Linked DNA regions of Homo sapiens: regions 2, 3, 4 and 5 are each linked to region 1. Evidence: chromatin loops called from intact Hi-C (ENCODE). Cell type or tissue: PC-9. All regions are shown on one strand.

Region 1 (5,000 bases):
GTAGTCTTTCTTTGAGAACAAGGTTGTTTTAAGCATTGTTTTTATTGACAGCAATGAATGAAACATCTTACCTCCAAATGATATCCAACTCTGATGAAGGCACAAACTGGATCAAAAGCTCCAGTACCACAGGTCAGAAGGTGTGTCCTGTTATAGTGATGCAAAACCCGAACATAATTTGCACATTCACCCTAAAGCAGGAAAAAAAGGGAAGGAATCTATCAGTATAATAAACATGTTTCGTCCTTTTTGATTTTTGTTTTTCCTAGCCCTAGAAAGCTCATGTTTTACCGTAAATCTCTGTTGGGTGAAGGAGGCAAGAGGGGTAGAAGAAAAGAGGACAAGAACTTGGAGAAGAAACTGGGGTGATTGAAACACATTTTGGTTAGCAGTGATGTGTAAATTACATTTTATAATGAGACTGCATCATTTTTCATGTATTCTAGTTTACAACTGAGGAATAAAAAAAGCACTATTCAGAAATTTCTTCAAGTGTAAAAATTCTCATGACAATATGTTCCACTAAGTAATTAAGTTATTCCCAATGCTGTTAGTTTTTTAAGTACAGTATAAACAATGAATCAGCATAAAGTCATTAAAACCAAAAATTTGAAAAAGCATAGTTATTCATATGGAAATATGCAGTCTTTTTTTTTTTTTTTTTTTTTTCCCAAGACAGGGTCTCACTCTGTTGCCCAGGCTGGAACACAGTGGTGTAATTTCAGCTCACTGCAGCCTCGCATTCCCAGGCTCAAGTGATCCTCCCACCTCAGCCTCTGGAGTAGCTGCAACTACAGGCATGTGCCACCATGCCCAGCTAATCTTTTTGTATCTTTTGCAGAAATGGGGTTTCCCCATGTTGCCCAGGCTAGTCTCAAACTCCTGGGCTCAAGCGATCTGCCTGCCTCAGCCTCTCAAAATATGTAGTCTTTAGGGCAAACAGAATTTTAATGTTTTGGAAAGTAAGTCTTATATTCTCACACTCACAAATTCACATAAAGCACCTTCAGAGAGAATTGTTAAGTAAATATGGAAAACTAACCAACAAAAATAACATTTTGTTGCAGGACTATGATAAGATTACTATATTGCTGTAAGAAATAGTAGTAGACTGGGGATCAGCAAACTTTTTCTGTAAAGGACGAGAATGTAAATGTATTTAGTTTGATGAGCTATCTGGTCTCTGTTGCAACTATTCACCTTTGCAGCTATAGCATGAAAGGAGCCATAAACAATACAAAACTAAATGTGTGGGGCTGTGTTCAAATAAAACTTTATTTACAAAAATAGGCAAAAAGCCACCTTCGGCCTAGAAGCTCTAGTTTGTCAACACTGGTATTCAACTCTAAGCTTCTTGAGGGCAGAATCTATTTTACGCATCTCGGCATTTCCCAGTTAATTGAGCACAGCACCTAATACATAACATGCTTAACAAAGTTTTAATATATTCATCAGTAAATGAATTTTATGATCAGTATACTGAATTTAAAAAAATAGTTTACAATAGCTTTCAAAATCAACTTGGCTAAATTAATTTTAGCAAGCATTCTTTTGACAAATTAGGTGTTGCCATTCCATTAAAAATAAATTATGAAATAAATACTAAACTCTTTTAGTGCCCAGTATTACTTGAAATCAATACATGCAATCATCAGTTACTGTCACGTTTTATAAGGACCTGTTGTGATTTCAGCACTTTAAAGTCTATCCTATAACAGTATTAGGAGGAAAAGGCCAGTGGAATCACTTGGCTAGAATGAGGAGTGCACTATCGAATTGATTATCCAGAGCACACAGGTACACTTATTTCTTCAAGTTTGCATTCACATGATATTTTATTCTTTGGGTGACCCATATATTTGGTAGAATCTTTTCATTCAGGCATGGTGAAAATATGTGTTGTTTATTTCCATAAGCACCTGCACTTCCTCTCTTGACACACCGTCACATCTGAGAGGGAACCTATTAGACCACATTTTGGCTCAGCTGAGCTAGATTGACATGGCCTAAGAATATGTTCAATTAGTCAGCATCATGCTGTGGGCTAAGGCAACAGGAATGTGCTGACTCACTCCTTGGCTGTGACCCAGCTGCTACAGAGAATGAGGAGTTGGTATAATGTGTGTTAGTCATTTATATAGTTTTTTTTTTTTTAACTGAAAAAAAGGTTAAGTTCACTTTCACAGGCAGATGTCTAGGACTTCCTCCAGGGTGCATTTGTGTCACAAAATCAGCTAGCCACTGCTCGCATGTGAAAGTTCTATCACTGATGTCTTAGTGTGTTAGGGACTGTGTCTGGGTGCTGATACACAGCATTCTGCCACTCACACCCAGCAGGGAAACTACAGAAAGAGAGAATAATGCTTCTTAAAGTAGAAGAGACCCTAAAAATATTTAGGAATAGGTAAAATGTGTTTATTGCCTCTCTCAAACTTTTTGTTTCTTCATTCATTTCTAATTTACTAAACAATGTAAAGTGAAATCTCACAAAGAATGTGCTTAACTGTTCCTAGAAAAAAAAAATTACCTGCAATTATTTTTCTGCCAAATACATGAGAAATAAGCATTAGTATAAGGAATGTATAAACCCAAGTTGATTAAGATATTAGAAAACAAAATAAAAACCAAGATCTCAATGGCATCTCTGCTTCAACTCTACATTGAAATTAATTTTACATAATTATGTTTTATATGCCTATATATTTTTTCTTCATGAACCAAATTGCATACATACTTTTATAAGAGCAAATAAAAATTTCAGTGATTCAGTTCTTTGTGGTTAACTAGGGATATAATTGATGATTTGTTTAATTTACAATGAATCATACTTACCGCATCTTTTCCCTTCATTATGCATTCTTCCATTTTTAGAGCTGTACTCGGCCAGTGTATCTAAAATAAAAGATAATGTACTATTATGACAACTGCATATAAAAATAAACCACACTGAAAACCATTTCACTTTCTTCTACAGTTCAAAACATTTCCTTTTTTTTTTTTTTCTGTTTTCTGATAAGATACAGTGGGTCTTTGTGTTATTCACAGAATTATTTGCATAATTAAGAAACGTATCGCTGGGCTTTTACTTTATGATAAATCCTTTTTTTTCTTGAATATTTTTGAAAGCTCACTTCAAGTCTTGGCCCTTCAGAGGACAGCCATGCCTTAACTAGCCCTTTCCCATGTTAAACCTGAGTGGTGCTCCAACTCAGGCACCTCCTGCAGTTTCTTGTGTTTTTACTACTTAACACAGAACCTGCTGTGTGGTGGGCTCTCCTAATGTTTGCTGCATACAATGATTAAAGGATGAATGACTCTTTAAATGCTGACTTATAATGTATCATCCAGTAATACACCATACTGTCTCTTTGATTATTTATTTATTTATTATCTTTTATTTTTTTGAGGTGGATTCTGGCTCTGTCACCCAGGCTGGAGTGCAGCGGTGTGATCTCGGCTCATTGCAGCCTCCGCCTCCTGGGTTCAAGCAATTCTCCTGCCCCAGCCTCCCGAGTAGCTGGGACTATGGCCCACCCAGCTAATTTTTTTGTATTTTTAGTAGAGACAGGGTTTCACAGTGTTAGCCAGGATGGTCTCGATCTCCTGGCCTCGTGATCTGCCTGCCTCGGCCTCCCAAAGTGATTATTTTTTAAAAAACATTGTTTAACTCTACCAGTTTCCAACTGGGTATCCAAAAGTTTTAATTGTATTTTAAGATTGTTGGTTTCTTCCTTTATACATTCCTTAAAACTTATATTTTAAGTTTGTTGGTTTATTCTCTGATAAGAAGAATATATCGAATTTTTCTTTTTCACCTCTAATAGTATCTAGCACTTTCCTGAGACCACAAGCAGAAATCAGTTATACTTGTTAACTGGTTCCACAAATTTCTAATTGCAAAACTTAATTTATTTTTGGAAGAAATTTTTTACTTTATCACTTTCTTTCCTTTTCTTTTCTCAGACTCCTTTTGGTCCCCTTTTTGCTTAATCTATAGAATTGATTGTACTATGTGCCAGGCATTGTGTTTTGAACTTTATTTTATTTTTTCCTTCTTTTGCTTTATCAACTTACGTGCAGAGGTTTGAGTTTGTTATATTACTCAATTCATAATTCATTTTCATCAACACTCTTAAAAGGTCCCTCTTTTATTTTAGTTAATTATTTATTTCCTTCTTCCCATTCCATGTTTTATTTCCATCCCCCAGGAGGCAACTATTGTATCCTGTTACCAGGTGCCTTCTTTGTATGTATTCTTAGAAAGTGTATACTATTGCTTTTTGTGCATATATTTCTAATTTATGTAAATAGTATTGAAGTTAAATCTCATCTCTTTCTTATCTTTTTCACTAAGAACTGGGTTTTTGAGTTCCCTCAATAGTCCTATGCACACATATAGTCTGCTGTTTCTGAGTGTTTTGTAATGTTAAGGTGTGGTTCCCCCACATTTTCTTTTTTTTTTTTTTTTGGATCTTAAAGTGGAAAACATGTTTATTAACATTCAAACTCCCCTCATACAAGGCCATATAAAAATCCTTAGCATTTTGATTATACATTAGTCTACATTTTCTACATAGTTACAATGATGTATAATTTAGCTTTTCATAATACAGTGTTTCAATACATCATTAGTTCTGTTAAACATAAGTCACTTACTTTCAAATCCAATACTTGAACAGTTTTCTCTGTACATAGTTTAGCAGGGCTAATTAGCATAAGATGCTATTTGTTAAGAGGTATATGATCTGAGTATTAACAGTTGCTGAAGTTTGGTATTTTTATGCAGCATTTTCTTTTTGCTTTGATAACAACACTACAGAACCCTTAAGGACACTGAAAATTAGTAAGTAAAGTTCAGAAACATTAGCTGCTCAATCAAATCTCTACATAACACTATAGTAATTAAAACATTAAAAAAAAAGTGTTGAAATCTGCACTAGTATAGACCGCTCCTGTCAGGATAAGACTGCTTTGGAACAGAAAGGGAAAAAACAGCTTTG
Region 2 (5,000 bases), 180 kb after region 1:
GTACATATAGATACTAGCGGTTTTACTCTCACACCATATGACACCACTCATAACATCAGTTACAATTATTTCTTTGAATATAAGTGACATAATAAAGATGAACTCGATAATAGTATTATGCATAACATTTACTTGTATCAGAGAACTTTGGTATTTTTTGATCAAATTATTAACTCTCTTATGAAATATTAAAATGTGACCTGTTGGAAAACACACTGATATTGAACCATGAAAACACAAGTACCCCAATAATAGGGTATAAAATGTTAATACTAGATATAACAGAATTGTAGCTTGCAAAAACTGGCAGCTTATCTACTTGTCTACATAAGAAAAACAATCAATTATATTTTTTTGCATTTTTATTTGTCCATATTCCATCACATCAAATTTGTACATGTTGACATCTTTGATGATAAACTTCTTAGAAATAGGCATTTTGATACATACCATGATACATCTTCCCAAGTTAAAAGATTAGTGTTAATTCTGGGCACTATATTTTAAACACTTTACCAATTTAGTATCAATGGATTTCTTAAATTTATATTATCTACTGGATAGTATTATAGGAAATCTATTTAAACTAAGAAAACATCCACTATTCTAAAAATGAAAAAATTTCTATAGTCAACATTTACTGAAGATTGTCCAATAAAAAGACAAAAAGGCCAAACGTGTCACATAAAATTGAGGACTCCCTTTTTGTTTCTCCTGATAAATATTCTACCTGTACTTAGAAAATACAAGCTTCTGTTCTTTCTACAGTGGGGGACAATTTAAAAGCTTACACAATTGAAAAATGATTCTTATGTAATCCTGAGTATTACATCTGCTATCTGTCTCAATGTGTCAATGGCTAGTGATAATAAATACTTCTTTGCTGACAATTTATTCCGAATTTATATTAAGTCAGCAAAGTCACTTTCTCTGAGCATGGTTTTGTTTATTATTTGTTTGTTTACAGGAGGAATTACCAAACCTATTCATGACTGGCTTGTATTGGTCCTGATGCAAAATCTATCTTTTAATCATTTATTTATGAGTATGATGTTGCTTTACAAGACAATTGTAGAATGAAATATTTAAACATTTGCTGTTAGATCTTCATTAAGGCAATATAAATTTACACTACAAATGCTAGTGAATACTAATACTTTAATCCATATTAGCCATTTTACAAGCATTGTCATAAACTATTTTCCTTTGCCACACATGAAAAAATTCTAATAATCAATTCAACTGGAAAACTAATTTATATTAGTTGTTAATCATTTTAATTACATGATGATGACAGTTATGGGTAGGGCATCATTTTTCTCCTCGGGATTTTTATTTTCTCCTCTTACCTCCATTATGGAAACAAAACAAAACAAAAACAAAAAGAACAAATTGCACCCCTATTTCTATAGCCCTTTCCCAGCATCCTTGTTTCTCATATGCATAAACTGATATTTAAATATCTACTGTTAACTTGGTGGATTCAGCCTCTCAAGGCTATTTTCAACCTGCTTCCTCCCTTCCTGTGTTCCGCGGGCTAGTGAGTGAACTCCTTATTGATAAAATCCAATGTTTACAGACAAAAATAACATCTCTAAGTTGACATGTGATTTTGCACTGTTTTCAGATGAGGTGAGTATGACACATTAATCAGAGGTACTTAGAATTTTAGGTCAGTTTTGCAATAAATTTTTCAGGTGCATTTTAAAGGTCTTTGAAGACCATAAGCCTATGTTAATGTTAAACGACTTTTTTTTTCTTTTTTCTTTTTCTTTTTTTTTTTTTTTAAACAAAAGGATCTGGAAAGGTAACCTACCTTTATGTGACAGGCGTAACCGGGGGTGGGTAGTATCAGCTGTATGACCTCCTGTCCAAAGCTCCAGTAAGTAACCCCACAGGAGCAAGGTGATAATGTGCCCCGCGGATGCCATGCTGCCGTGTTCACCGTCCAAGCCCTCGCTCCTCACTTTAAGGAGGGTCTGAGTTTTACTTAGGACTTCCCTCCAGGGGCAGCGTGCGAGAGGCTTTGTCAGAAATCGAACGCGTTGTCATCAGAAAGCACAGTTCCGAAGTGCCATTTGTCAGGCTGTATTTGGCTATGTAAAACCTTTCTTTCCTCGGGACAGTTGTTTATAAGCCGGGAGCAAGAGGACATTCCAAAGAGTGAGTCTTCAGAGCCATGTCCTGTCTAGAGCGCTCTTCAGCAACTACGCCGGTAGATTCAGGAAGAAGCTGTATTTTTCAGTCACTTGGGCAAAGCTGTTCATTCAGAAAAAAAAAAAAAAAAGAGAGAAAAAAACAAAACCGAGCACACGCACTCCCTTCTCCCGTGGAGGTCCTCTCTTCGGGCTCCTGGAAGCCTCTCAGAAGTCAGCCTCTTGCACTGACTTGCCAAACTGCTAGTTTTAATTCACCTTTCACCTTGCTAATTAAAAACAAGAAGTGCCATTCCCTCTAGGAGTCGCAGGATCCACCCAGCAGGGATGCAGTCTGTCAGTGGCTGTTTACAGGAAAGTTCAGGCAGGGTTGAGCAGCGTACTTGCTGTTTCTAGGAAGTATTTCTGGTCCACGTGCCTCGCTCCCATCCTCCCTCCCAGTCATAACCAGCCCCACGTTACTCAGCAGCAGGAGAGAAGTCCACATTTTGATGGGGGAAATGGGGAGTTCGGGAGGGGTGATGACATAGACTGATTATTTAAGAATAGGTGACAGACAAGGATGTGGCATCAGAAAGCGCTTTTAAATTCTTACCAAGATAAATTGACCTAAGTTGAATAAATCCAACTTCTTTTGAAAATAATCTATTTGTAACCATCCAGAATCCAAATTCTGTTTTTCACTGTTGCCATAAGGTTTTTTTCAAAATTAAGTCTTTTTCTATTGCTTATATCTTAGGGATGTTATTTTTAAACTCTTTTAAGAAAAGTGTGTTTCAAGAGCCTGAAAAAAAAAAGTTCATCTGTGACTGTCTCATAAATTTGATAGAAATGATAAATTATTTACTTAAGCAAATTGGTCAAATGAAATTAAAGGCAAATCCTTTGTCCTAAAGCAATTCCTAAATTTTACTTCAAATTTAGGAATGTTGAAGTAATTTCCCCCAGGTAAGGTAACTGGCAAAGTTGAGATTCACCACCCAAGGGATTTCTATAAAGCAGGTATTAGAAAACTTAGGATGTGCAATACCTTAGGATTCAACTGCTATGGACTTCCAGAGTTGATTTTCCAAGGCACTGTGTTTGTGTAAATAAGCTTAACACAATAGGTCAACTTTACAATCTACCTTCAATCAATCTCAAAAACTAAGCCAAACACTCAGGAGCTGTTGGCATGGAAATGAATGGTATTATGTTAAGATACCAATAAACTTGAATAGATATTTGATTTGATAGTGGAGAGTTAAATGGTAAACACTGATCTCAACTATGATAACTTTTTCTTATTCTGTATTTTAAATGCTAATAGTTAAAAACTTTTTGAGAATTATGTTTTAAAATCACGAAACTATAACAAAAAGATAACATGTGTCACCCTGATATTTTTGCATTATATAGAAGCATATGTACAGCCAGGCATTCTCTACCCATTTTTCTAATCATGAGATGTTCTTGTACAAGCAGAGTATATTTAGCAAAATGTAAATGTCACTGGACATTATAAATAATTAGATTTCCAAGGTCTACAAAAGATAGCAAACTCTAAACATTATTTAACAGTAAAATGACATGAAGTTATTTAGAGACTTTTAACCTGGAATGCTTGCATATTTTAAAAGCCAGTCTGATGAGCTACAGACCTAAAGGTTGCTCTAAATGTGATACATTGTACCTTCAAAATTCTCTTTTGCTTTCTTCTAGGATGGAAACAAATGACAAAATAAATAGCAGCTCTTATATGTGTTATCTAATAGTAGGATTATAGGAAAAGTAAATGTGGTGCCTACACCTTTTATTGCAAATTCATGGCTACTCTCACATAGCTGAAATTCTACTTAAGATTGCATAGTGCCTGTCCTAACTCTACTATAGAACTGAGACAATGTGAGACATTACAATCATTTCATTAGTACACAAAATATGCACCTCTAAAGTGTTGACAAGAGAATATATGTTATGAATGCCAAGATCTGTCTTTGGTTTTACATCTCATCCTTCAGATTAAGTTGGAGCAATTTAGAAGTAAATGCCAGAATAATGGGTTGTTTAGATTCCTCAAAATGTGCTTTGGCTTATCTGCCAGTTGTCAATGTCCTTACTTATTTCTTTTAACTACTCTTTATGTCCTTTTACCTTTATCTTTATCCTATAGAAAATATATAGATGATGCCAAAAAATGACTGTTAAGAAAACTATCTATAGTCTCAGTTTCCCCTATGTGGCATTAGCAATGGAATAAAGAGTCTTTGGGACCAAATTAGTCACTTACATCATAAAATAAAACAAGAAGAATCCTCAGAAGTAGAGTCATCAAATAGCTCATCATCTAAACAAGACTTTTTTTGAGAATAAAAGAGGCTTCTATTCATAATTACACACAAATCAATAATACTATAGACAAATCACAACATCAAAATCTGAATCCTTGGGAGCCATTTCTAGATACTCTTGGGAAACATGGAAATAGAAAATTAAAAACAATAACAACAACTGACTCACCACCAACAGTAAGGGAAGAGCTTTAGTGGACTGAAAAACTTTGGAGTTACCAACAATATCAGGTGATGTTACTGTATTTGATTTGAGAGGATCCAGGCTAGCAGTTTGAACAATATCAGACAACAAGGAAAACCAGGGGAGAAGATAAATGCCAATTAGAAAGGAATTGATTGCCAGGTCAAGGGTTTTATTCCAAAATCTCTCATTCTTGCTAGTCTTACATCATTGTATGAAGAGCAATCTCAGTCTGGTAGAAAAAGGAGAAAAATAAAAAAAGAAAATTGGGTACTCATCAGGAGCTGCAGTCTCCCCCATGATGGGTTCCATCACTGGTTCTCCAATTTC
Region 3 (5,000 bases), 55 kb after region 1:
CTCAACTCAGTTCATTGTAGGCACTTTTACAAAAATTAAGCCACGTGATATCTAAAGTCATGATGCCAAGATGGCACTCAGGGCAGAGACAAAAATTTGACAGATATGTTCTATTATAGAGATTAGCTCTATATCTATTATAAAGATATTTATACAGAAGCATTATAAAGATGTGCTACTTAGAAGTGTCCTATAGATGTATCATAAATGTGTCTCATGGTTGATTCTTCAGAAATTATCAGTTTTCTCCTAAATTTCAATGCTACCTTAAGCAATAATTTTATACAAAGGTACTCTATCTACAAATTACTTTTTGCTTTCCTTTGTTTCTTTCTATATGTTTATTTCTAACTTGGTGGGCTTTTATTCCTGACATTTTTTTATTTGTGGTTATCATCAGATTACTGTCATTAGCTAATGGAGCTATTTCATCAACACAACAGAGAACCAGATGTGCCTGGGAACTTATTTCTTCAGATAGCCATTGACCAATATTTGACAGGTACAAGGATATAAAAGCCCAGGTCCCTCGACTCTATCAGGGTACATCTAGGGGTTAATTTATAATCTAAAGTTCACTGTAGGATCAGGCTGAAGCTACCCTCTAGGGGATTTTGCCTGAGATTGCATCCTTATTTGTCTTTTCCCCTCCTTCCTTGTCCTGATCCCCCCAACTTTACCAGTGTTTCCTGAGATCACTTCCTTAACAAATCATTTGCACACCTCATTTTAGGGTCTTTTTGGGAACACAACCTAAGACAGCATGTGAGATAAGATCCATGACATTATTAAGAAGATACAATGGAGAAGAATAGAAAAATAGCAATTGTTAAATGTTACCATTTTTTAGTATGATATCTTTCTAGCTGTCTTTCTGTTCCTACCTCAATGCCTTCTGTTCCTTCCATCCTTATTTGGTTCAGTGTCTCATCCAAGACTTTTTCCCTCACACTTTGCTCAGTCTGCCTGAGAGACTTAGTCTCACTTGAATTCCCACTTTTTTCTAACAATCCTGTTACTCTCGTAAGCCCCTAAGCACAATTCTCAGGATTGGTGAGAATACGTTAGGAAGGTGAGGAAGTATAAAGCTGTAGCATTTAAACAACTATGCACAGAGACTTGAACAGCACAGGCTAATGGCAACACCAGCATAAGAACGGGGTGAATCCGAGGAAATAGGAAGTTGGCAGATGGCAGGAGCAAAAAGAGCTAGAGGGAGTATACCAGAGCAAATGAGCATCAGAGATTCATGTTCAGTGCAGGCACACACTATGCACTCAGCGGTGATTCTGCCCCTTATTATAATTATGGTATTAAGGACTGAGAGGTTTGCCTTCCATCTTCCTGAACTTGACCTTTGTTGAGTTGGAGACTGAACAGTTTTTACTCGTGTTTGTCCCAGATGAAAGAGTGATCTCAAGAGAGTACCAGCTTTTAGTTTTGTCAAGAAGGAGAAAGTATTCAGGAAAGAGGTCAGGGGATGGAGAGGGAGGAAGTCAGAGGCATGTTTTAAAAAATGTAACAAATTTCATTTTTAATGGATAAAATATGGTTTTTCAGTCTCACCAATCCATGATAGTTACATCCAGGAAGGTAATCAAACAGCCCTATCCTGTCAAATTGACTGCTAACTCTCCTGTCATTATCGCTTTTCTCTCTCAGTGGCATGTGCTTCTCTTAGCCATTCTGCCATCTTCAATTCTGTCTGCTTTGGATTTCCTGACACTTTCTTGTGTGTTCTCCCTCTCTGGCCAATCACCCTGTCTCCTTGGTGGATTTATCTTCCTCCGCTTTATGAGAAACAATAAATATTGTTAAGGCCTTTTCCTATCTATGTATTTTCCTTTGGTGTCCATACATTGTATCTATGATTTCCACTGTATTTTATAAAATTACAGTAAATAATATACACGTATTTTTCTTTTTTAAGATTAAATGCTGCATTATTAGGGCAAGAACATGTTTTGTCCTTGCATTCACACTGCCTAGGACATAGAAAGCCTGGTAACAGATATTTTTAAGAAATAAACATTTAATAAAATATTTCACGTTTCTTTTGAGAAAATGCTTCAAAAATCACATTTTAAAATCTCATAACAGAGAAACATTATATTTGCTCAATCAAATGCTTATGTATTAATTTAAATATTGTTATCTACTACTTCATAAACAATATAAACCAACAAGATTACCTTAGTAAAAATAGAACACAGCTTTGAGCAAAAATTACATTTTGATTTATACTTAGATAAGCTTGCCTCATAGACCTTGTAAGATAGTTTTCTTTCTCCCTTAATAAGGAAGTCATATCAGTAGAAAAGTTTATAAATCACTAATGTGCTAATATTCTGTGAGTCCACCTGAGGTACCTTAGAGGAAAGAATATTCTCCAGTCTTCTTCAGCAGATAAATAAAAGAAATATTTTTGTAAATAAAAAGGCCAAACCTGTCTTTACAAGCCTTGGACCAAAAATTTTGAAATCTGAGACCTATCTTATATCAATTTGGACATTTAGTCAAAGGAAAAAGAAATTCCAAATAGTTTCATTACTCACTAAGTTAGCAATTCTAGGAATTTAGAGAGCACATTTGTGCAGGGGCCACACAACATTCCTAGAAGCAGGTGGTGTGTTTTATGAATTTAACACGTCATTCATTGTACATAGTATAGAATTGTGAGCTCTCGTGCTATTAAAATATTGTGACATTTTAAAAGCTTATCCCTGAAAAAAAGTTATACATGATATAAATATGGCTTTTTCCTTCTTTCTGATCTACTTTTAATTCTGAGATTTAATGTTCTCTTTCTGTCTCTCTTTTTAAAATCTGCTTAGTTTTCTAAGTTTAAATTAGGAATTCAACCCGTAACTCTCTACTGGTTGTCTAAATACCTCTCAATGCTGTGGGATGCATCAGGTAGTCCATCAGTTTCATCACCTTAAAGAAATCTCTCCTGGAGCCTCTGCTTGGCAGCACAGTGGACTAGCCACCCTCTGTTGGTGCAGCTCTCATCCTGAGATCTCACATCACTCTTACTCTGGGGATTCCTTTTGCTTCTTCCTGACCTGAATCCCTTCTTTCTGGATTGGCTACTCTTTCTTGGCTAATCATCCTGTTTTACTGAAGTACATCATCTAAGAGTTTTCTAAGAAACGGTGCATCAAGCTTAACTTTTTGAGAACTTGCATGTCTGAACCGTGTTTATTCAATGCCCTAAGTTAATTGACACTTTGTCTGAATACAGAATTCTATATTGGAAAACATTTTCCTCTGAAATTAGATGGCATTTTCTGTTGCCTCCTGGATTTTAGAGTTGAAGCTATGAAGAACAAAGCAATATTAATCCCTGAAAATTACGTAACCTGTTTTTTCATTTTAATTTTTTTTCCCTGGAACCTCACAGAGCCTTTTATATTTCTCCAGTGTTCTAAAATGTTATGATGACCTGCTTTGGTATGAGTTTGTTTTCATCCATTGTACTGGGCTCTCTCAATCTAAAAATACATTTATTTAATTACTAAAAAAAGTATTCAATTACTTTATTGATGACTTCTCTCACATATGTTCTGTTTTCTCTTTCTGCAATGCTTATTTTTTGAACTTCTGGGGTGACCTCAGATTTTCTTGTTTTCTCATGTATTTTTTTCATCATTTCCCCCTACTTCTGGAATATTTCCTCAACTTTAATTTTTACAACTTCCTCTGAGATTTTTATTCTTCTTCGCATACTTTTAAATTCAAAGAGCTGTTTTATTTTCTGCTCATTTTTAAAGTAGCAATTTGATCTTGTTTCATGGATGCAATATTTTCTCTGATCTTTATGAAGATCTTTATTTTCTTCCAGAATAGTTTGTTTCTTCTAAGTTCCTTCATTTTTGTTTGTTTGGGTTTTTTTTTTTTTTTTTCGTCTCTATATTTCATTTTAGATGATTTCCTTAGCTATCCAGTGATCTTGGGTTGTATACTTGTGTTTAAAAGCAGCTCAAGAATGGAATCTCTAAGCCCATGGGTAGAGCTTGTCAACTGTAAGCTTTGCTATAGAAAGGGTTGGTAGGTTATTTTTTTTTTTTTAGGAAGTCCAGCATCAATATATTTCTTTAGACTAGTCAGATTCCTCTGAGGAGAATATTTCAACTGTGTCTCTGGAGAGCTGCCAGCATTCTGAAGCCTTAGGAAAAGAAGGCTAGGTGGCTCTCAATAGAACTGGCATGAATTCAATGATAATGACAGCCTATACACATTTCTTCCCAAGTTGACATTCTAGGATATCATGTTGACTGTTAGAAATTGGATGTGGTGGTACAATTTACACCATGGAGGTCGGAAAATCCTACAAATCAAGGCTCTTTCTTCCCAGAGAGATGGTTTTTAAACACATAGCAGCACAGCATCTGTCTTGATATTTAATATTTATTGTTTCACTTGTTTCCCTGATTTCAGTCCAGTACTTCAGTGCAAAGATACTCTGTTCTACCTACTTCAAAGAAAAAAAAATTATTTCATTATTTTCAGGGATATTGGAGAGGAAGTAGAAAGGTTATATTGGATAAGGTAGAAGATCTGGGGTTCCAACTGCTTATTAAACAGACTTTTTAACCAAAGTTTTGAATCCAACCTCTGCCCTCACTGATATAGGTGCTTGGCACTTTCAATTCCTGAAGCTTTGGAGGAGATTCCATGGAACAAATCAAGTTTTTTCTTGATTTGTGCCTTTGTGGGATTAAGATTTGGCCACCTCGGTTCTGCCAAATCAATTACACTCATCCATGTGCTATCCACTTGCCAAGATTAAGTTGCTATTGTTTTCTATCCCCTTCTTATAGTTCAGTGGTTTGTGCTTTAAAAGTTCTTTTTGTTTTAGAAGGAATAGGAGAATATTTTTAAAATGTGTATATGTTGTCATCTATCTTTATTCAACTGAATTTTTAATCAACCAGTTAAACCGTGGGAGGGTCCCAAGTAGTCTCATATTGTGGCTGCACGTGGATCAGCTCTGACTA
Region 4 (5,000 bases), 79 kb after region 1:
ACAAAATTCTTCCCCCAATCCCCAAATACCTACTATGATTTGTCTTGAAAGCTTTTCAAGGCTTTATTAAACTTGTAGTTTTATATCCAGTGTGATACCCTTCCTTGGCATAATTCCCCAGCTATTTAGGTCAAAACTGTTGAAGAGAAATGAAAAAAAAAAAAAAAAAGAAATAGTGGAGAAAACAAACAGATGTGCCAGTCAAAACTAGGGAAATGCTGTGCAGTTTGAACTTTTAACTGTTAAGGACATTTGACAGGGCTCTCTTGCCTCTACTGGGGATAAGTCAGAAGAAAATTATATGTTAGCACCATTTTCCAGTAGTATACTGTATGGATGTATATGTATGTGTGTGTGTGTTTATGTGTGTATCCAGTAGAATGTGTGTATATATATACAAATATATATCCAGTATTATATATATATATAATATATATCTCCAGTAGTATGACGGATATCTATATAACATTATATATTATATATCATATATGATAAAAATATTATATATTATATATATTTTATTGTGCATTTATACTTCATTTAGTGCTAGGAATGTTTAGAAATGGGAGCCATAATTGAATAAGCTACATGGGGGCATATTATATAAAAATATTATATATTATATTTTTATATTTTATATATAATTATATATGTACACATATTATCCCACGATGACAAGTATTATAATGTATCAGTATTAGATAAGATTGGATAAAGAAAAACTGCAGGCTTTTATTTGGGAAAAAAATTTCATGTTTGATAGAATTATCTATACCAGTATCTTATAATGTTCCACTAAAACACCAATATTTACAAATCTTATTACCCTGAATAACTATAGGCTTACTAGATGACTGGATAACTTAACTAGTTGAATACTAGGTGCTTAATGAAACATGTTAAGATGCATTATAATAAGGGGTGTGTGTGTGTGTGTGTGTGTGTGTGTGTGTGTGTGTGTGTGTTGAGAAAGGAGGGGAATATAGTGAATGTGGGACCACTAGCTCTAGGGCTAGTGGGGAGGAGGAGGCTGCCAAAGGCACAGAGTCCAGTCTTTTGGTAGCATGGGAGTAAGAACTGGCAAGGATGGAGAAGACAAAGACAAAACATAACCAGCATTTCCTACGTTAACAATTTTACTCAAGACAAATCTTACATTCATTTGTTTTTCTTCCATTAGCTGATATAGATTTCACTTTAGGATCAACATTAGATTTGTATCAATACCCCATTATGTACTTTGAAATAACTTCTTATTAGTGTCTTAAACTTTTTCATGCTATCCACTGAGTCTAGACAAAAGATTTCATGTTCATTGTATCACTATGTCTCATATTCCAATGGAAAATAAATTAATGATGAGTAACACAGTGCACGTTCAAGTTATGAGTGTACGTATCTATTTAGCAATAAAGATATGGCTGATTTGTGTCAAAAGGCAGAGCAAACTGGTTGAAGTAAATGTTACCAAATCCTACATCAAAATTTTATTGATGAAGATACCTTACTCAAACTTGTTTAAACAAAAAGTGCATGACAAATTTAAGATGAAATTAAGCAAGCCTAATGTCTGATTATAAAGCAAGAATGGTGACATTTGAAAATGATAAGCAATGATAAGCAAGGCTGAGAATGAACTAATAAGCTGTCTTTCCTAAAATGTCAACCAATTGCCTATGTGATACATCCTGAGAGTTTTGAAAAACCACCAAATGTTAACTGGAGCCAAATTTTCTTAGAATACTGATTTAACATCGTAAGTGTATTTTAATAAACATTATAATTTTATTTCTGAATAACACCTTTTGGTAATCTTTATGAAGTAATATTTTAAGTTATTATTAATTAGCATTTAGGCAGAGTCAGACATCACAGTTGATGGGACTTCATATTATTCACCCATAAATACCACACAAGTCTAACAATCTGAGACTAGTTCATCGAGATGCTGTCAGTAGAATCATTGCTCTATAAACTTTTCTAATTTTTCTCCAGTTGGCAAAATTGCAGCTAGAATTTTAACACGAAGCCCAAATCTATGTAAGAAAACCATCAACTCTGATTTTCTTTATGGGTGTGATTTCCCTTAACAATGGAATCACTTATTCTGCCACATTTCACAGCCTAAATAAGGAAGGTAACTCGTGGTAGTTTAGTTGAGCTGGTCCGCTGTGGTCAGACATACTTTGGTATAACTGCCACCAAAATGATGAATGCATGGTATTATTATTTTCTTATCAAATCATGTCTAAAGATTTATGTTTAACCTTAGGAAATTGGCTGCTTGCCAAAACCTCTTGGTTGCTGCTAGAGATGTTGGTTAGCAGGTTTGTCTAAAGCAAACACAGGCCAAGGCAAATTTTCTTCCACCCACAGAGTTTCAGAGGGGTATATCCTGCCTTTTAACTGCCAGGTGAGGCAAGCAGCCAGACTCCAGTAGGCTTACTAAAGCAGACATATGAAAAAGTTCACCCACTCTGAGGCTAGAGTAATCATTAATCTTTCAACAGAAAATAAATACACAAGATGAGGAACTGGTAGCATTTCCCAGTCTGGATGAGGCTGCCAGATCCAGAGGGGTGAACTTGGCTACCCTCAGTAGAATATCCTCTTCCATATCTGGCTCCAGTGAGACCAAGGTGGGCACATGAACCAGAGATTTAGTCTCCTCTATTTCCTGTCTTTGTTCCAGGATTAATCTCTCTCTACTTCCTTTTAAACACACTGTATCTATCCTGAGGCCTTTCCTTTCTCCATTTTCACATCTATGTTTAAGAGATTTTAGAGAAACAGAGAACTGAGATGAACTTGATCACTTCTGACACCCACATTGATGCTATAATTTTGGAAGCAATTAAAAATATTTAATGACTAAGTTTTCTCCACCTTACAGCTCTACTTCAAGTTTTTCATGGCTTGCTAGAAACAAGTCAAGGTATAAAGATCTGTGATTTACTACTTCCCCAGGGCCTGTCTTCTTTATAGAAGTATGACTATTACAATATTCTAGTTAAGTCCAAAAACTATCTCTTTATCTAAATTAAATTATACATGACTCTGAGACTCCACTAAACAGAAAGGAGGAGTTTCAGTCGTGTGCATTATTGAGATTTTTTTCCCTCTCTAGAGAGTCTAGAGATCTTTAGAGTCTTTTATATCTAGAAAGAGTATTTGGTAAGTGGATCCTTTGGTCTTTGGTCCACCTGGTCACCTCTGTTAATATTTGTAGTCCCAGGCTGCATAATCCCTTAAGAAGTTGTCAATTCTCTGCCGTTTCTAAAACTTGAGCACTGAGATTCTTACTGAGGCTGACAGCCTTAGTGCCTAGCACACTAATATGTTGTTCCTAAATACACCACGCAGCCTTTTCCTCTTAGGTATGACTGCATGCCTGAAGCAAGGAAAATAAGAGTCCTCACTACTCCCAGATGCTCCAACTCTGACCTGGGTCCAATAAGGACCTATCTTATTCACAAATTCTATTCCTCCCTCTCCTCCTCTGGGCATAAACTCTCAACATTTAGGATTTAGAGAACAAAATCCAGGAAGAAGTCGAGCAACTTTCTCTTTCAGCCTATCACAACATATGCTCCAAAGACAAAGAAGCCCAAAGGCCTGGCTACCATCTGGGAATTTGCAAGTATGCAAATAAGAAGGACAAAACAGAAACTAATATCTCATATTAAACAATATTTCATCTCCAACCAAATAGAAACTTTTGATACTGGAATTCTACATAATGAAAACTCAATTTTTGAGTTATATGGAAACATTCATATCAACATTTTATACCAATTTATATTTGTATAGCTCTTTAATTGACATTATACTTTAACATGTTATCTCATTTAACGTCTCAACAAACTAGCACTACTCTTATCTCTATTCAAGCACAACTTTTACATATCATAAAGGCTATTTGCTAATTATAAATGGAACAGCCCATCCATCAGATGGACCTGAGTTAGAGTCCTGGTTTTACCATCTATTAGTCTGATTATCAAATCCAATTATGCTTTTCCTGTCTTTGACATTTGTCACTATTTTCCTTTACACACAAACATGGCTTCTTTAATGATTTATTTTTCATTTTAAATATACTTTTATCCCATTCGTATCATTAAAATTGAATGGAACCTGTGCTCATATTTAGGTATTTCATCAATTTCCATTGAATCATTATTGTCTCTGTATCTAATGTCTAACTCACCTTTTCTTAATTCTATATCCATAGGACATTTTCACCAATATTACTATTAAAGATAAACAGTAAAATGTAAACATGTAAAAATGACTTTATCCACTTATTTTCATCTTCTGCTAGATCCCAGACAAGTATACTAAAAGTTCTAGGCTTCCTCATGAGTGTCAGCAACATGAGTGCTTTTTCATTTTTCCATAATCTAATCATTATGAGGTTAAACCCATTCTTTCTTCCCTTTTCTTCTGTGCATTTATGGCCGTAACAGTTTCAGCTCAGCAATGAATGGCAAATAATCATATTTAGGAGTTTCATTTCCAAAATCAATCTTTTTCTAGGTTAAAGCATCCACATTATTAACATTGGCATGTCAAAATACCCTCGTCTATCCTGCAGTAAATTTCTTTAGTCCATAATTTTTGCAATGTAAAAACCACAGTTTTATTTACGCCATTTGAGGTTACACAAATCAATCCACAAAAAAATATGTTAAAGAAACATCGTAAGCCAAGAAAATCAACTGTCTTCATTCATCTAATCTGCTTCGATATTAAACACATATGGTATTGACTATATAGGTCGCCTATCATTTAGAGAACGGATAACACCCACATTCACAATTGCTTTAGACAGATGGTATTTTGTGTTGATCCAAATCCTTGTTTTGAAGAACTAATCAAATTGTTATGATCTTACAATGGTTATTCTATCCATTTCCAGTAAGCTAACTTCTGAATTCCTGTGCATGTGTGTGGCACCCAGTGATATCAGTGGAATGCTGACATATATAGTAAGGCAT
Region 5 (5,000 bases), 220 kb after region 1:
TTTGAAGCACAGACTTCAAATGTTTGAGCTTATGTTTAACATAAATCACTTTGGCAGCTTTGAGGAGGCTATGTTTGAAAAGAGAAAATTTGGTAATAGGAGGTTGCTGCAGAGATCCAAGAAAAAGAATTCATGATTTTAGGAGGAGTGGCTACAGTGTCTGGGAGAGGAGAACATATGTATAAACATGCAAGAGGTAAAATCAGCAAGTGTTAGTCTATTTAGTGGTAAGTAGTGAGCAAAAAGGAGGCCTCATCTCCTGGTCTGCTTGGATGGCAGAGTTCTTGTTGTTATCAAAATTAAGAGAAAACACAACTGCAAGTGCAGGATGATGCACTAAATTCTAAACAAGGCTCCAGGAAGACACATAGTGGAGACGTAAGGTAAAAAATAGAATGTATAATACTTTAGGAAGATACAGACTGAAAGGTGTTTATGGGCAGTAACCAGCTCCAACATGTTCTCAGGAGAACAGTAACATTTAAGTTTCAGACAGAAGAGCCCAGGAGAAATAAACTATTAACCAATGATAGGGCATAAAAGATCCAAGGGAGTAGAGAGAGAATCTCAAAAAGGAAATAGAAACTAACTTTAAATATAAACTCTAATAACACAAGAACCTTTGGATATGGCAGTGGGGGTTGGGAGTTGTTGGTTTGCTTAATGATGCAGTCACTCTCAGTAGACATAGAAGCCAGATTATAGTTGCTTGAAGAGGGAGTAAAAGGCTTAGGATTTCATGAATTCCTTATTTTTCCAAATGACCGTCGCCTTGAACGTGTTCTGTAGGTGGCTGTCTTTGATCTCTGTGTTGGGAGGGAGGTTCATAATTTCTATCACCATTCTCAGCAGTTTTACAACCAAAGCTTTAAAATTTAAGAGGCAAAATAATTTTATGTTGTAAATCTATGTGACAAATTTTTATCAGTTGGTACTAACCTATGATATTCTCAGAAATAATTTCCATTTGAAATTATATGGAGAAACATGATCTGTAATTCGCATCACCAGGAGAGAAGAATGTTGGCATATATATATATATATATATATATATATATATATATATATATACACACACACACACACACACACACATTAGCTAACAATCCAATGATTATATATATATATATGATTGTTAGCTAATGTACAACATATAAAGATATTTCAGAATTATTTCTACTATTTATTTTTATTTGTACATCTTGGGTTTTTTTCTCCTTATAATTATTTAAAGGTAGTGATTGTGGTAGGTTCTATAATTTTTATTGTCTTAGAAATAGCCAAATCTGTGCAATTATCACTATGTCACTCAATAATTTAAAATTTTATTTTATAATCTGAGGATGTGATTATTTGCACACACTAACAAGCATTATGAACACCTAAACCTAGAAATCAAAAATTTTCAAAGCTTATTTGTTTTTATGGCCCCCATGGGGACAACTTGAGGCTCAAAATTCAGCTTTCTGGTATCCTTAAACTGGCAGTGGAGACTGAGAGAGATCCAGAAGATATTTAAGCATTTAGACTTGTTACTTAGCAAGAACTCTACATTAAATGACATTAATTCCCTCTTTAAAAAATGGCCCTCAAGTACATGCAGCTCCTCTTCATCATTTTCATTAACTAACAAACACTATGCAAACATATACACTTTTAAAGAAAAAGAAGAAACATATAAAACAAGGCGGTTGGCCTGATTTTCTGATTTTTTTTTTTTTTTTTTTTTGATATTTGGTGAAAATGTCTGGAGATTTAAAGACTAGATAATTATCTCACTGCTTTATGCTTTTACAAACACTTTGGGGTCATCATTGAGGACGGTTAGTTATCTACTATCACCACACATATTTATGTAACCAAACCCTATTCTGTTCATATAAATTGTTTAATACTGCAATAATATGAGTCATTGAACTTAAGAATCATATTTTGTCAAAAAGTTTTATATTTTTGTCATAGCCATTAGAAAGTTATAATGTGCTCATCTGTGAATTTTAAATAAATTTGGTGGAAATAATTACCTGATTGTATGTTTTCTTAAGAAACAAATTGATATTAGCTGCCAAGTTATTTAAAATTCTCTCTGGTTGCCACCATTGTGTAAGTTAGTGGTTATCTTTATAAAATCCCAAGGACTTCTTGAAGAGTTACAGGAAATCATACTTTTTGCTATGATTCTAATTCCATGGCTATTTCCTCAATTTCAAATTTCTGAACTTTTGACACAACTGAAATAATAAGAAATGGGGTGGGGCAAACTTGTCAGTGTAGGCAACTGTGAGAAATCTAACAAAGTGCCCTGGGCTTCCGTCTGTTTCCCAGAAGATGAAGGGAGCAGGTGCCTGAGGTGTGCTCCTGTGGAGGAACCCTCGGGCAGAGCTTCAGAACTCATAAAGGTCTAAGGCTGTGGGAATCTAATGTCTAGGGCTGTGGGAATCACCTTGGTGGTTTCAGCAGCTGTGATCTGTACTGAATGCCTGATGAACTCCCTTCCTCCCAGGGAGGAATGGATGGAATGTGGATTCTCCACTTTACCTAGGGCTTTGAAACAGCAGGGAGCTCTTTACCATCTCTAAGGCCTTAGCAAGCTGAAGGTATTTAAGACTCATAGGTAGAGGGCCCAGGGTTTCCCCATAAGTCAAAGTGAGGGACGCTGCACAATTAGAACTTACCACAATTATCTTGGTTTTATTTCAACAGATATTTAAAAATTAAAACCAAACAACAAATTGAAGAATAACAGTGGAGGTAAACAAGTACATTATCTTAAAAGTCTATTTATAGATTCAGCATGGGCCAGATCTTGTACTCAGAAAATGGTGTTGCACAAAATTGTAGTGTAATCTTTATGGCTATAAATAACGTAATCATGTGTAACGTCTACCTAATTATGTGGATTGAAGAAAGCTGACTTCAAGCATTTTAGAATAAGAAGGTTGGTATGTATTGGATACATAATAATAATGAGTTGCATAACCTCAGGAGATAATTTTACCTCTCTGGGCTCTCTGAAAAATAAAGAAGTTGGACTACGTGTTCAAAATCCTATTATCTCAAGTCCTGAAGTTTTAAATTATAACTATTGGTCTATTTTAAAGTTATAAGCAGTATATGATTCACTAATTGTTTTTGTATTATTTTAGTTTTTTATTTTTCTAAGTATAAAATCATTCACGCTTGGTACAAAAAAGAATCAGAGATTTTTTTAAAAAAATTAAGAAAACCTATAAACCCAATATCCTAACAAATCTAAAGTGAACATTTTTGTGTCTGTAAGTATAAACTTCTTGTAATACATACACATTTTATTAAATTGGGATTATACTATTCGTGCTATTTCATTATTCACTTTTTGTCTTAAAATGTATTGGCAGGGCGTGGTGGCTCATGCCTGTAACCCCAGCACTTTGGGAGGCCAAGGTGGGCGGATCATGAGGTCAGGAGTCTGAGACCAGCCTGGCCAATATGGTGAAACCCCGTCTCTACTACACACACACACACACACACACACACACACACACAAAATTAGCTGGGCATGGTGGTGGGCGCCTGTAATCCCAGCTACTCGGGAGGCTGGGGCAGGAGAATCATTTGAACCCAGGAGGCGGAGATTGCAGTGAGCCAAGATTGCGCCATTGCACTCCAGCCTGCGCGACAGGGTGAGACTCAGTCTCAAAAAAAAAAAAGTATCACATGTATTTTCTATGATTATATTTATTTTGTTAATAAAGGTTGCATGTTTTTCTGCATGTATATTTTGTGTATAAGCCATCTTTTATTTAAAAAATCATAGTAATACTGATGAAGACTATCAATAAATATCAATAGATTATGTTCAATAACATTATTAATGAACATTTAAGTTGCTTATTTCTGCTATTATTTATGCTTCAGTAAGTACACTTACATACCCGTGGTTATGAATTTCTCTGAGTATTTCCATAAGATAAATTCCAAGAAGTAGAATTGTGAAATCAGAATTGTGAGTGTGTGTTTTAATGTGACAGCTGTTTTTAAGTTAAATAACATATACAAATTTTATAAAATACACAAAAATCATGTTCAGTCATAATTTTAGTGTAATACTTTGTTGAACTTCCATTAAGTGATTTTTCTGTAAATATATCTTTTAATATTATTGAGATTAAATGCATTTGCAAGAATATATTTTGAAAGTATTGGTGTATTTGTCACTCACATTGGGGCAAGAGAGAAAGGAATAAGTGCTAAAATCAGGCCCCAAATTTCTCATACAGTGATTAGCAGAGACATACACCAAGCAGGTCTGTTACTCTGGGACCTGGCTGGGGTAGAAGTAAAGAGCCTTGGGCTGCTGTCCCTCTTGGCCCACATGAATTTTTTTCTCCTTCTTTTTCACATACTGTGGGTGAGTGATCCCAGAGAATTTTAAGTCTAAGGCCATAGAATCGATGTAATTATTTTCTAAAATCTGGATTGATACCAACTCAGAAATAACTATTTGGCTGCAAATTAGTAAAAACTACCATGTAAAAACACCCTTTTATCAGGCACCATGCTTTATACCTTAAATGCATTGTTTGTTAAATTTGCAAGAAGAAAAATAAGGAAGGAAGAAACAAGAAAACAGGAGTTCTGCACTTTAGGTTCTGTTGTGCCTGTGAAAAGAAGAGGTATTGTTGAGGACATTGCACTAAGTGAAATAATCCAGTAACAGAAAGATGCATGATTCCAATTACATGAGGTATCTGAAACAGACAAATTCTTATAATCAAACAATGGAATGGTGTCTACCAGGAGCTGGGAGGAAAGGAAAATAGGGAAATACTAGTAAACAGGCATAACATTTCAGTCAAGCAAGATGAATAAGCTCTAGGGAAATGCAGTACAATGTTTTACCTATAGTCAACAATAATGTGTATTGTATTGTAAGGGTGGAAAGTTGTGATACCTTTCTTCACTCATCATAAGGGTCATGGCCGCACTTCTATAGCAAAGATGGGTTAACAAGAAACAAA

The links. A loop is a pair of places that touch in the nucleus more often than their neighbours do. Peaks named below come from ENCODE experiments on the same cell type or tissue, not always from the same donor. Only the 100,000 strongest peaks of a DNase experiment are listed, where the experiment ranks them.
Region 2: a loop joins it to region 1, with 6 times the contacts of the local background. A loop is called at or near these places in 4 of 110 quality-filtered maps.
Region 3: a loop joins it to region 1, with 5 times the contacts of the local background. A loop is called at or near these places in 3 of 110 quality-filtered maps.
Region 4: a loop joins it to region 1, with 5 times the contacts of the local background. A loop is called at or near these places in 2 of 110 quality-filtered maps.
Region 5: a loop joins it to region 1, with 10 times the contacts of the local background. A loop is called at or near these places in 2 of 110 quality-filtered maps.

The regions. Positions count from the first base shown.
Region 1 is chr7:83,466,411-83,471,410 of GRCh38, forward strand. SEMA3E (semaphorin 3E) reads right to left here. Exons shown (of 17, transcript NM_012431.3): 3 at 2,833-2,892; 4 at 72-191. Among named protein-coding and RNA genes, the nearest start is that of SEMA3E, 180 kb to the right of the region's middle. RefSeq lists an enhancer at 2,120-2,379. In PC-9, a CTCF peak has its summit at 2,269; DNase peaks (open chromatin) are centred at 2,061 and 2,781; H3K27ac peaks cover 1,739 bases.
Region 2 is chr7:83,646,612-83,651,611 of GRCh38, forward strand. It overlaps SEMA3E (semaphorin 3E), which reads right to left and starts at 2,528. Exons shown (of 17, transcript NM_012431.3): 1 at 1,817-2,528. The coding sequence starts at 1,931. In PC-9, no CTCF peak of the experiment used is centred here; DNase peaks (open chromatin) are centred at 2,140 and 2,460; H3K4me3 peaks cover 2,344 bases; H3K27ac peaks cover 1,432 bases.
Region 3 is chr7:83,521,897-83,526,896 of GRCh38, forward strand. All of the region lies in intron 1 of SEMA3E (semaphorin 3E), which reads right to left. Among named protein-coding and RNA genes, the nearest start is that of SEMA3E, 120 kb to the right of the region's middle. In PC-9, no CTCF peak of the experiment used is centred here; a DNase peak (open chromatin) is centred at 2,585.
Region 4 is chr7:83,545,401-83,550,400 of GRCh38, forward strand. All of the region lies in intron 1 of SEMA3E (semaphorin 3E), which reads right to left. Among named protein-coding and RNA genes, the nearest start is that of SEMA3E, 100 kb to the right of the region's middle. In PC-9, no CTCF peak of the experiment used is centred here; DNase peaks (open chromatin) are centred at 1,391 and 2,291; H3K27ac peaks cover 561 bases.
Region 5 is chr7:83,682,642-83,687,641 of GRCh38, forward strand. No RefSeq gene overlaps it. Among named protein-coding and RNA genes, the nearest start is that of SEMA3E, 36 kb to the left of the region's middle. RefSeq lists enhancers at 2,330-2,829, 3,513-4,020. In PC-9, no CTCF peak of the experiment used is centred here; a DNase peak (open chromatin) is centred at 2,430; H3K27ac peaks cover 2,490 bases.